Linked DNA regions of Mus musculus: regions 2 and 3 are each linked to region 1. A link is a contact called in ENCODE Hi-C or POLR2A ChIA-PET data. All regions are on one chromosome and are shown on one strand. The core of a region is the stretch at or near the end of the contact, and the rest is flanking DNA. Distances in the headings are between cores, read along the strand shown. Region 1 holds the start of Alkbh5 (alkB homolog 5, RNA demethylase). Region 2 holds the start of 4930412M03Rik (RIKEN cDNA 4930412M03 gene). Region 3 holds the start of Map2k3 (mitogen-activated protein kinase kinase 3).

Region 1 (3,103 bases), core at 404-2,903:
GCTGGCCCTGAACTCCTGAGGTACATACACACACACACACAAAACTTAGTGCTGGGTTTAAAGGTGTGCACCGTACCCAAAGAGGGTCATTTTTGCCTGGGTGAGCAGAGCTGGGGACCTTAGCTATTAGGTGCATCTGGGTGCAGTGGTAAAGAGCTCCCGCCATGAAAGGCAGATCAGAGGCTTAGAGAGCTGGGCTCCTGAAAAGCTTCAATCTGCCCAGGCAAACTGCTCAGGTAAGAGACCCACCAGGTGTTCACACAGTACAGACCGGGCTCAAGTCCAGTTCAGCTGGCTTTGCCCTTCAGTCCATCTTCTACCTGCAGCTGCCCTTCCACCCTCTCTCTGTCACCTGGGCCCAAGGGGCTGCCCCGGGAATCCCCAGACCCATTTCCCTTTTGTCTGCCTGCTGTTTGGGAGAGAGGGTGGCCTGGATTCCCTAATTTCTTGGCTTTCCACTCCACAAACTTTTCCAAGTTACCACACAGTCCCCACTTTCCAACAGAGACTGCTGCCACCCTCAGTTTTCAGATTAGAAGACTGAGGTCTGGATGCTGTATCAGCAATCCTTCTGCTGCGTCATTCCATCCTCACAACCACCGTTCGAGGTAAGTACTGGTTCCTGGTTTTACACACCAGACTCTGGGATGCCTGGAAGACAAGGGGTGAGCTGTGTGACAGACACTGTAGATGGACAGGCATTACAGATGACAGACAGCATGGACAGCCAGGAGGGGCGGCGATATATGAAAATCTGACGGAGTATCAAAGACTGGAAAAGGGACTGGGAACCAGAAAAGGAAGCTGGAATTCATCTTGGGGAGGTTCAGAGCAGAACCTCTTTGCTATTCCTATTTGCTGGAGTGCCCAGGGACCTCCAGCACGGCTAAACCTTTGTTCAGGCTTTCTCCTCCGCTTCAGGATTTTTTATTGTTTGGGTTTGTTGTAGTTGTTTTGAGACAGAGGCTCGCTGTGTAGCCTAGGTTGGCATCCAATTTGTGAGCTATCCTCCAACCAGTCTCCAGAGTGCTGAGACGCATTTACCATCCCACTGTGCAATTTATTTATTTTCTGTCTGAAGAATATTTCCAATTTGGACCGATCCGTGGTAAATCTGCGCCCTTCAGACAGGAAAGCCTTTTTGTCGCCCCCTATAACAACGCCCAACCCCAGTAGGAACGTGACGTGCCCGTGCGCGTGCCCGCGGCTGCGCGACCCGTGGGCAGTCCCGGGACGTGACTTGTGGAACGTCCGCTTCGGGAAGCGATGGCGGCGGGAATGGGGTGTGGGTGCCCGGACCGCGCGCCTCCAGCTTTTGTTGTCCTGGCTTGCTCCACAGTTTGGGCCTGATGCTCTCCTGCCCGTAATTTTAACTTTCCACTGTTTCCGAAGCTTCACCGGAGTCCTGAGGGCTTTTCGTCGCCGAGAACTCCATTCAGGCACTTACTTAGCCACCCATTCACTCTTCAGGGGTCCTCGAGCTTCTGCCCGAAGCTAATTAAGTGATGGACGCAGTAGCCAAGGAGACTAGTTGATTGACAAGCATGATTTACCAACCGACTCTGGAAACTCCAGTCCGTGTTTGCCCAACGCGTGGCCGGCAGTCCAATTAAGAAAGTGGAAGCTCCAAAGGGGGCGGTCACGGGGCGGACTGGGTTGTGGCGATTCCCGAGGATTTGTGCGCTGGAAGCTGAGGCGTCTGCGGGCATCCGCACGATGCCGTGACGCGGCAGCGCTGTCCAGTGGACACCGCGAGCACACTCCGGCGGGTGGAGTCCCTCGGCCCCGGAGGCGGCTTGGCGTGCAGGCAAATTGTTGTTTTCGGGAGCTGTTCTCGAAGCTTTCCGCGGGTGGGGGGAGGGGCGGCGGCCGACGAGCGGGCCTCGTCTGCGCATGCGCCGGCCTCTCCGCCGACTGGGCGGCACGCACGCGCATGCTCAAAGTACGTGGAGTCTCGTGGCCGCCGGCAGTGCGCACGCGCGTCGAGAAGCCCGCTAAGGAGCGGCGCTGTCGGAGGTCGGGCGGGCTGGCGGTGACGTCGTGAGGAGAGCTTTAAAGTGCGGGCCGGGCCGGGCGTCTGAGGGTCCGACCGGGAGTCTGGCGGAGTCTTGGCCGAAGCCCTCCGCGGCATGAGGCGCTGCCGGCGCCTTTTTCCCTCAGGACGCGGAGAAGGTGGAGGAGGAGGAAGCCCCGCTGTAGCTGGTGCTGCATGACCGACCGCGGCTGAGGTTCGACCCCTTCCCGGCCCCTCTACGCCTACCCCTTTGGTCCCTTGAGCCACGCATGGGGGCCTGGCACTGAGGACCCTCGCTTCCCTTTCGGGTCCCTTTCGGGTCCCCTGAGAGCCATGCCGGACCGCCGCGGAGGACCCTAGAGTTGAGTTGGCGGGGGCCATGGCGGCCGCCAGCGGCTACACCGACCTGCGGGAGAAGCTCAAGTCCATGACGTCCCGGGACAACTACAAGGCGGGCAGTCGGGAGGCCGCCGCCGCTGCGGCCGCCGCCGTGGCTGCCGCTGCCGCTGCCGCGGCCGCCGCTGAGCCTTACCCGGCGTCCGGGACCACCAAGCGGAAATACCAGGAGGACTCGGACCCCGAGCGCAGCGACTACGAGGAGCATCAGTTGCAGAAGGAGGAAGAGGCGCGCAAGGTGAAGAGCGGCATCCGGCAGATCCGGCTCTTCAGTCAGGATGAGTGCTCCAAGATCGAGGCCCGCATCGATGAGGTGGTGTCCCGCGCCGAGAAGGGCCTGTACAACGAGCACACGGTGGACCGGGCCCCCCTGCGCAACAAGTACTTCTTCGGCGAGGGCTACACGTACGGGGCCCAGCTGCAGAAGCGCGGGCCGGGCCAGGAGCGCCTCTACCCGCCGGGCGACGTCGACGAGATCCCGGACTGGGTGCATCAGCTGGTGATCCAGAAGCTGGTGGAGCACCGCGTCATCCCCGAGGGCTTCGTCAACAGCGCGGTCATCAACGACTACCAGCCCGGCGGCTGCATCGTGTCCCACGTTGACCCCATCCACATCTTCGAGCGCCCCATCGTGTCCGTGTCTTTCTTCAGCGACTCGGCACTTTGCTTCGGCTGCAAGTTCCAGTTCAAGCC
Region 2 (3,103 bases), core at 223-2,722, 420 kb before region 1:
GGAGCCAGGCCAGATTGCCTATCTCTGTGCTATATCAGTGTCGAATTTCTTTATTTGAATGGGGAGAGAGGGCAGCCTCCCTCTGCAGGTAGAGAAGGTGGTGTGGAATGTGGCTGTTTGTTTTTCTTTGCCCGTGAAAGCCTTATTTCAGCTCACTTGGCTGTGCAGGGCTTCTGAGACACAAGATGTTCTCTGGGGTGCCTAGCCAAAGTGGACACTGAGGGCACCCACCAACCGAGGGGGAGCTGGGAAACAACATCCTTCTGCCTGCTCCATCGAGGCCTCCTGGCCCCCTTCATCTCCATATCTCCTGGCAGACTCCAGGTTGCTTAGAAAGCCAAGGCAGCCTTTCTTACAAACAAATCTTGTTCACATGGATAGGGGGAGACTAGCTGAGTCTATCTGCTCCTCTTTCTCTACCCAGGTATTGCCCACCCAGCTAGCTCCCTTTATTCGGAGACACCTTGAAGGGACACCAGTGTCATCGTCATTTGTCAAGCCATCAAACTGAGAGCTCCTGGTACTAGGGAGGTGGATTCGAGGAACCACGGGGTGATCATGAGGCAGGGCTTTCTGCAATGGCTGCCCCTCTTTCCCTTCGGCCCCTCCTCTTCAGCCCGCTGGCGGCTGGGAGAGGAAGCCCTGCCGGCAGGTAGCAGAGAAAAGACATAGGATCCAGGGGGGGGAGTCGGAGTGAAAGCAAACAAACAGGCCTTTGTGTGGCTTCAGATTGGCGGCTCAGAAGGGAAGCCAGGCCTGTGGTAGGCGAGAGAGGGAGGAGGTATGGGAGGTCGAGCTGTAGTTGGGTTGTGGGTAGCCAGAGCTGGATGACGAGGCCCATTCCTTGTAGACAGGCAACGCTTGGGCCCTGCCACTTGACTTCTGTACAGATCTAACGGACTCCCTGGGACTAACATACCTTAGGACTAACATACCTTAGGACTGTTAAAGGCCTAGTCAGTGTCGAGCTCCCATTCCACTCTGCTGCTTGTGACTGCAAGGAAGAAGTGGAGTAGTAGGGAGGGTATCATGGCCACCCGGGAAAACAGACTTTCCAGAACCAGGAACACGGTGGGAATTCCAGTGGGGAGGCAGCCCTGTGGAGCAGGAAGGTTTACTGTGCAGTGACAGGCAGTGGGTGTCTGTAGGTAGAGATAGTATCACAAGCCCCCACGACTAGGAGTCAAATTGCCCTATCACTGGTGCAGGCCACCAGGTTGGGGGCACAGGTCCGAAGACCGGTTTCCTCGCAGAGCGTGTGAGGGGTCGTCTTGGGTAGTATAGGTAGTGGAGCTGTATTCATTATCCTAGTGAGGACACCCGCACCAGCCCGGCTGCTCAGACCAGGACCCAAATCTACTGAGGCGCGGTCGGGCCAGACGATCAGGCAGCTGCGTGGTTGCTCCGGGGCCATTTCCTCTCCTCTCCACGACCTCGAAACGGGCGGCGGGAGGGCAGACGCCCGCGCTTCCTGCCCGCCAGCCCGCGGCGCCCCCCTAAGCAGCGTTCCACACGGGAGGTGCAAGGGGCGGGGCGGGGCGGGGCGGGGCGGGCACTGAGTCGCCATGGCAGCTCCTGGCCCGTCATGCTCCGCGCTGCTGGGACCGGCAGCCAAGGCCCCGCCCCTGGTAGAGCCGGGCCCCTTTCCGGGATTGCAAAGCCGGAGGCGTGGCTTCCAGACCTGGGAAGGTACTCTCAGGGCTCTCTGCTGTCTAGCTCTCCCCTCCCCCGGGTGCCACAGCCTTGGTGCTTCTTTGCGCGGTCCTTCACGGACGAGGCGCGGGGAGCGCCCCGACACTCTCTTACACTGGCAGAGTTGTGCCCAGAGGTACTCGCTTGTCCTCGACAGAGCCCAGCACTTGGCCTCTTGTAGCTGGCAGACGTTTGGTTGCCTGGCCAGGAGGTACATTCTTACTTTCTGAGCCCGGGCTCCATCGCCTGCCCTGGGAAACCTGTAACTAAACTTTGTTGCCAAGTTTGACCCATGTAATGCTGCCCTCTCTCCGCATGCTTTTCATGCCTTGAATCCCTAACTTCACCCTCCTGATCTGCTTTCTTTCCTCTAGTCCAGTAAGAGGCTCCAATTCAGTTGGCTTCTGCCCCCTTCTGCTTGTATGGAGCAGGCAGCTAAATTTAATACTGGTCTTAGGGTCTTGGCAAGAAGATTGCCTCTTAAGCTGCTGGACTCTGCCTTTCTTCAGCCTCACCCAGGGCACACACAGGAGGACGAGAGTAGGTTTTTATGGAAGCAGAAGGATGTATCTTGATATGTAGGCCAAGAGTAGTGGTGCACACTTGTATCTCTAGCGCTTCAGGAAGCTGAGGTTGATAGGCTAGCAAGATTGAGACCAGCCTGGGTTGTATAATGAGGAGTTCTTGTGTTTCAAAACAAAACAAAACTTCCCAATTCTAAGTATTTTCTAGTCTGATAATCTGAATATGCTGACTGTAGAGAAGTTCAAAAGTAGAACCAGACCCACCCATGCCTGACATCTCAGCTCCTTTTGAGGTTGAGTGCAGCAGGAGTTTAGGATTAGCTTGTGCAACATACCAAAACCCTCATCTCAAAAAACGATATAGGACCAGTGAGATGGCTTAGCAGGTAAAGGGCCTGCTACAAAGCCTCGTGACCTGACTTTGAAGAAAACTGACTCTGGCAAGTTTTCCTCTACACACACACTCACTCATTCACACTGTATGTGTGTGTGTCCTAAATTCCTGAAAAACAATATGGGATGAGCACAACAAATGCAAAGAATGAAAGAGTCATGCTGTATGTTTGGACTTGTAAAGTATTTGATGACTTTAATAGCTTTTTTTTCTTGCTATAAAAGGAGAACAGGCTTATTATAGAACTTTTGAAAAATATGAGTTAAAAGGAAGAAATTTACCCATATTCTAGTCTCTAAAGGCATTGCCTGTCATAGGGTTATCCTTACTGTGTATGCTACCACTCTTGTAGGTACCTGAAGTATATACTCTGCCTTTCTCATATAATGCCATACAAGGTATGTTAGCATTCTGCCTAAACTCCACCCCACAGTAAGAGGCAGAGAAAGGCTGGAGAGATGGCTCCGCTATTAGGAGCACTGACTGCTCTTCC
Region 3 (3,103 bases), core at 336-2,835, 390 kb after region 1:
GAGTAAGAGATGGCCTGCTGGGATCTGAGTCTAGTGCTCTGGCCAGTTTCTGAGTGGTCATGAACTTCCCCCAGCTAACTGTGACACTTAGGGACAGGAGGGTAACAGATGCTGTTGGCAGAGGTGGCCAGAGAGAAAAAGTCTTCCATCATGCCCCTCATTCCAGCAGCTGACTGGCTTGCTGGTGCAGCCTAGCCTGGCTTCCTGAGCAGGTCTCCACTCCCTGCCCTGGCCTTTCTGTTTCTTCCAAGGATGGTCTCTTACCTCTCTTTCTGATGACTAGTCCAGGAAGGTCACCTTCTTTGACCCCACCCAGGTGAGGCAGGGCCTCTTAGGACTCTTGTATCTATTTATAGCACCCCACATGGAGTCTGTGATCCCTGGGCTGTTTGTCAAGTTCTCTGACTAACCCATTAAACTCCTCCTGTTTGAGGGCCTTGTCTGAGTCACCCTGGTGCCCAAGAGCCTGGCACGGGACTAGTCACTTTACCCATGTCTGTGGCATGCTTTTCCTACTTCCTCTGTTCATTCCTTAAATATTTCTTAGGCACCTACTATGTGCATGGCTCTGGGCTAAGCCTTGGGATTCAGCAGAGGATGAGACATTCAGGATTCCTAATGGGGAGGGGCACGTGGCACGGGAGGAGGGCTGCGGTAGAAATCAAATATGCAAGCCAGGCATTCGGGGCCTGAGTGTTGGCCAGAGAGCTAAGACTTACTCCAGCTCCGACTGACTCCTTGACCTTGTGCTTCTTGCCCTCACTAGACCTGACTTTCCAATCGACCCCAGAGATTCCTGGTTAGTGTGAGGACAGAGGCTCAGCGACCGACGGCCGAGATGGAACCCCAGTCAAGGCTGGCAAAAGGTATTTCAGTGTTTGGAATGACACTTTGTTTAATCGGAGACTACTCCCCAGCCCGGAGAGTGGAGCTGCTATAATGTTACAACCAGTTACTTTGTCACTAGGCAAAGGTTAGCCACTGAATTCCCCGCTCCCTAGGTGCTGGCGTGCCAGGTGCTTGTAGAGGCTGGACTTAAACGCGTGCTCGTTCAGCAAGGCGCAGTAAACTCTTTCCCACAGTCGGTGAACACTCACCTGGCACGCGCCCGCCGTGGGATCGCTCTTTTCCTGCTGCCCTAGGAGGCAAGCCGGTGGTCGCCGCTCTCTTCAGGGGAGCACATGGACGCTCATCCTCGGTATGGCTCAGCCATTTAGGAGTCTAGTCTCACTCAGGGAACACTTTTAACCCCACGGAGCACATCGGCCCTGCCCTGCCCCCCTAGAGATCTTGGGATTTTCCAGATTGCGACCCGCACACGCTGTGCCATAGGGGGGCACAGGCTGGGGCACCCAGGACCACGCCAGCACAATCCCCCGAGTGGGTAGGGCAGTCATCTAGACGGCAAGAGGGCGGAGCCGAGCTGTACTAAGGGGAAAGCTGGGTTGGATTCCGGCTCTTGGAGGGTGGGGTTTGTGCGTGACAGTCCGGGCGGCGTCTGATAGGCTGGGGCCTTTTCAGGCGGGCCAATCAGTACGATGGGCGGGGCCTGCGTGGCGCCGTCGGCAGGCGTCCGGCGCTGCCCAGTGTGGCTTTGGCGCCGCCCGCCTCGGACGCTTGGAACCGTCGCGTCTGTGTCGCCTGTCGCCCATCGCCTGCCGCCGCTGCCAGCCACCAGCAGCCATGAGCGCGCCCGGCCCCGGTGTAGTCTGCTGTCCTCTAGATTAGTGCTCTCCGCCGCGACGGTCCGCAGCATGGAGTCGCCCGCCGCGAGCCCGCCGGCCAGCTTGCCTCAGACCAAAGGTAGGCTCTCCCGCCCTGTTGCGCGGCCCGTGCCACATTCAATTTGAGTCCGCCCGTGATCCTGGGCTCCCTTCCGGGCTGGGCACAGACGTCTGCACTCCAACCCAGGACTGGGTCCAGCCCAAGCCCGGGACCTCACGGGACCTTATTGGAATCCGGATCTTAGGCCGTGGGACTTCACCCAGGCAGGACCTAGTTCTCGCTCCACTCCCAAGTCTGTAGCCTCACCGTGAGCTCCTCATTTAGGCTTCCGGGCTTCATCCTGGACTCAGGGATTTCAGTGATCCCTGCTAGAGGGTCTTTGGGCTGCTCTAGCCCTCTCAGGCCAGGCTCTTGGATTTTGTCCAGGCTGGAATTTACTCTGGGCCCCAGGGCTGTGTTCCCAATGCCGGAAACCTGTCTACTCAGAGCTCCTCCACTCTTCCAACTCCTTCCATCCTTGTGAATCCTCCTTTGCCCCATGTCTTGCTGGCCTGCTCACTGGCTGCCTGCACTCCTCCCTAAGGCTGTCCCTGTAGAACTTCCTGGCGTCTCCACTTCGCAGCTCTGCCCATGCTACCTGCTACTCAGTTGCAGTCTTCTCACTGAGTTTCCCGAGCTGACCGATTCTTGCACCTAGTGTTTCTTAGTCTGCTCTTAGACGTGCTGTTTGGTCCTTGGGCTAGCAGCAGGCCAGGGGCTGGCTGTGCAAAGCTTGTCCTTCTCCAATTAACTGTCTTTCCTGGAAATTTCTGTGAGGTGGCAGTGGTGCTGCGTGGGCTGCAGCAGCAGCATTTGTCATGGGAAGTGAGGGGGACAAGATTTGGAGGTCAGAATGCTTTTTTTTTTTCTCCAGGAAGAGAGAAGGATGTTTTTTTTTGACATGTCAGAGACTCAGTAGGGTTGATCTGCAGAAAAGATTTCCAAGCTGGACCTGGAGATATGAATGGGTTGACCCTCTGAATTCTGAACTGCTTCACCTGGCTAGTCTCTGGGCATGTCTAGGACTTATTAATGAAATGGATATTAGGGGCGTGATGTGAGATTGAATGTAGAGTGGTTTGAAGCAAGCACGTCTGAGATGATCGAGAACCCAGCATAGCGCCCAGCACATAGTAGGTACCCAGGGGCAAATAGTTGTTGCACTTCCTTGACTATCTCCAGCTTTCCTGCTGCAACGCTGGGCCCAGTTTTGGATTGCAGCTGCAGAGCACAGAGGACAGGGATGGCGGGCACCTAAGAGGGTACTTGTGCAGTGGTGGCCTTCTCTCCTTCTGACCTAGGAAACCTCAACCTCAGGAGTCCTGGTCCTGGTCAGGTT

What was found. Hi-C counts contacts between places; a loop is a spot of excess contacts on that map. ChIA-PET counts read pairs that join two places held with the same protein, here RNA polymerase II (POLR2A).
Region 2: a map of heart shows a loop between it and region 1 (2.5-fold over the local background). The contact joins the promoter of 4930412M03Rik here to the promoter of Alkbh5 in region 1. A Hi-C loop is called at or near these places in 1 of 37 maps with a recorded cell type or tissue (heart). POLR2A ChIA-PET finds 5 or more read pairs at or near these places in 2 of 5 experiments (Patski and embryonic stem cell).
Region 3: POLR2A ChIA-PET joins it to region 1 with 16 read pairs in embryonic stem cell. The contact joins the promoter of Map2k3 here to the promoter of Alkbh5 in region 1. POLR2A ChIA-PET finds 5 or more read pairs at or near these places in 3 of 5 experiments (Patski and embryonic stem cell).

The regions. Positions count from the first base shown.
Region 1 is chr11:60,536,030-60,539,132 of GRCm38, forward strand. Alkbh5 (alkB homolog 5, RNA demethylase) reads left to right here and starts at 1,654. Exons shown (of 4, transcript NM_172943.4): 1 at 1,654-3,103. The coding sequence starts at 2,394.
Region 2 is chr11:60,113,760-60,116,862 of GRCm38, forward strand. It overlaps 4930412M03Rik (RIKEN cDNA 4930412M03 gene), which reads right to left and starts at 1,473. Exons shown (of 1, transcript NR_164317.1): 1 at 1-1,473. The region is part of intron 1 of Rai1 (retinoic acid induced 1); the gene reads left to right.
Region 3 is chr11:60,930,469-60,933,571 of GRCm38, forward strand. Map2k3 (mitogen-activated protein kinase kinase 3) reads left to right here and starts at 1,586. Exons shown (of 12, transcript NM_008928.5): 1 at 1,586-1,803. The coding sequence starts at 1,755. It overlaps Map2k3os (mitogen-activated protein kinase kinase 3, opposite strand), which reads right to left and starts at 1,399. Exons shown (of 2, transcript NR_027800.1): 1 at 1,098-1,399.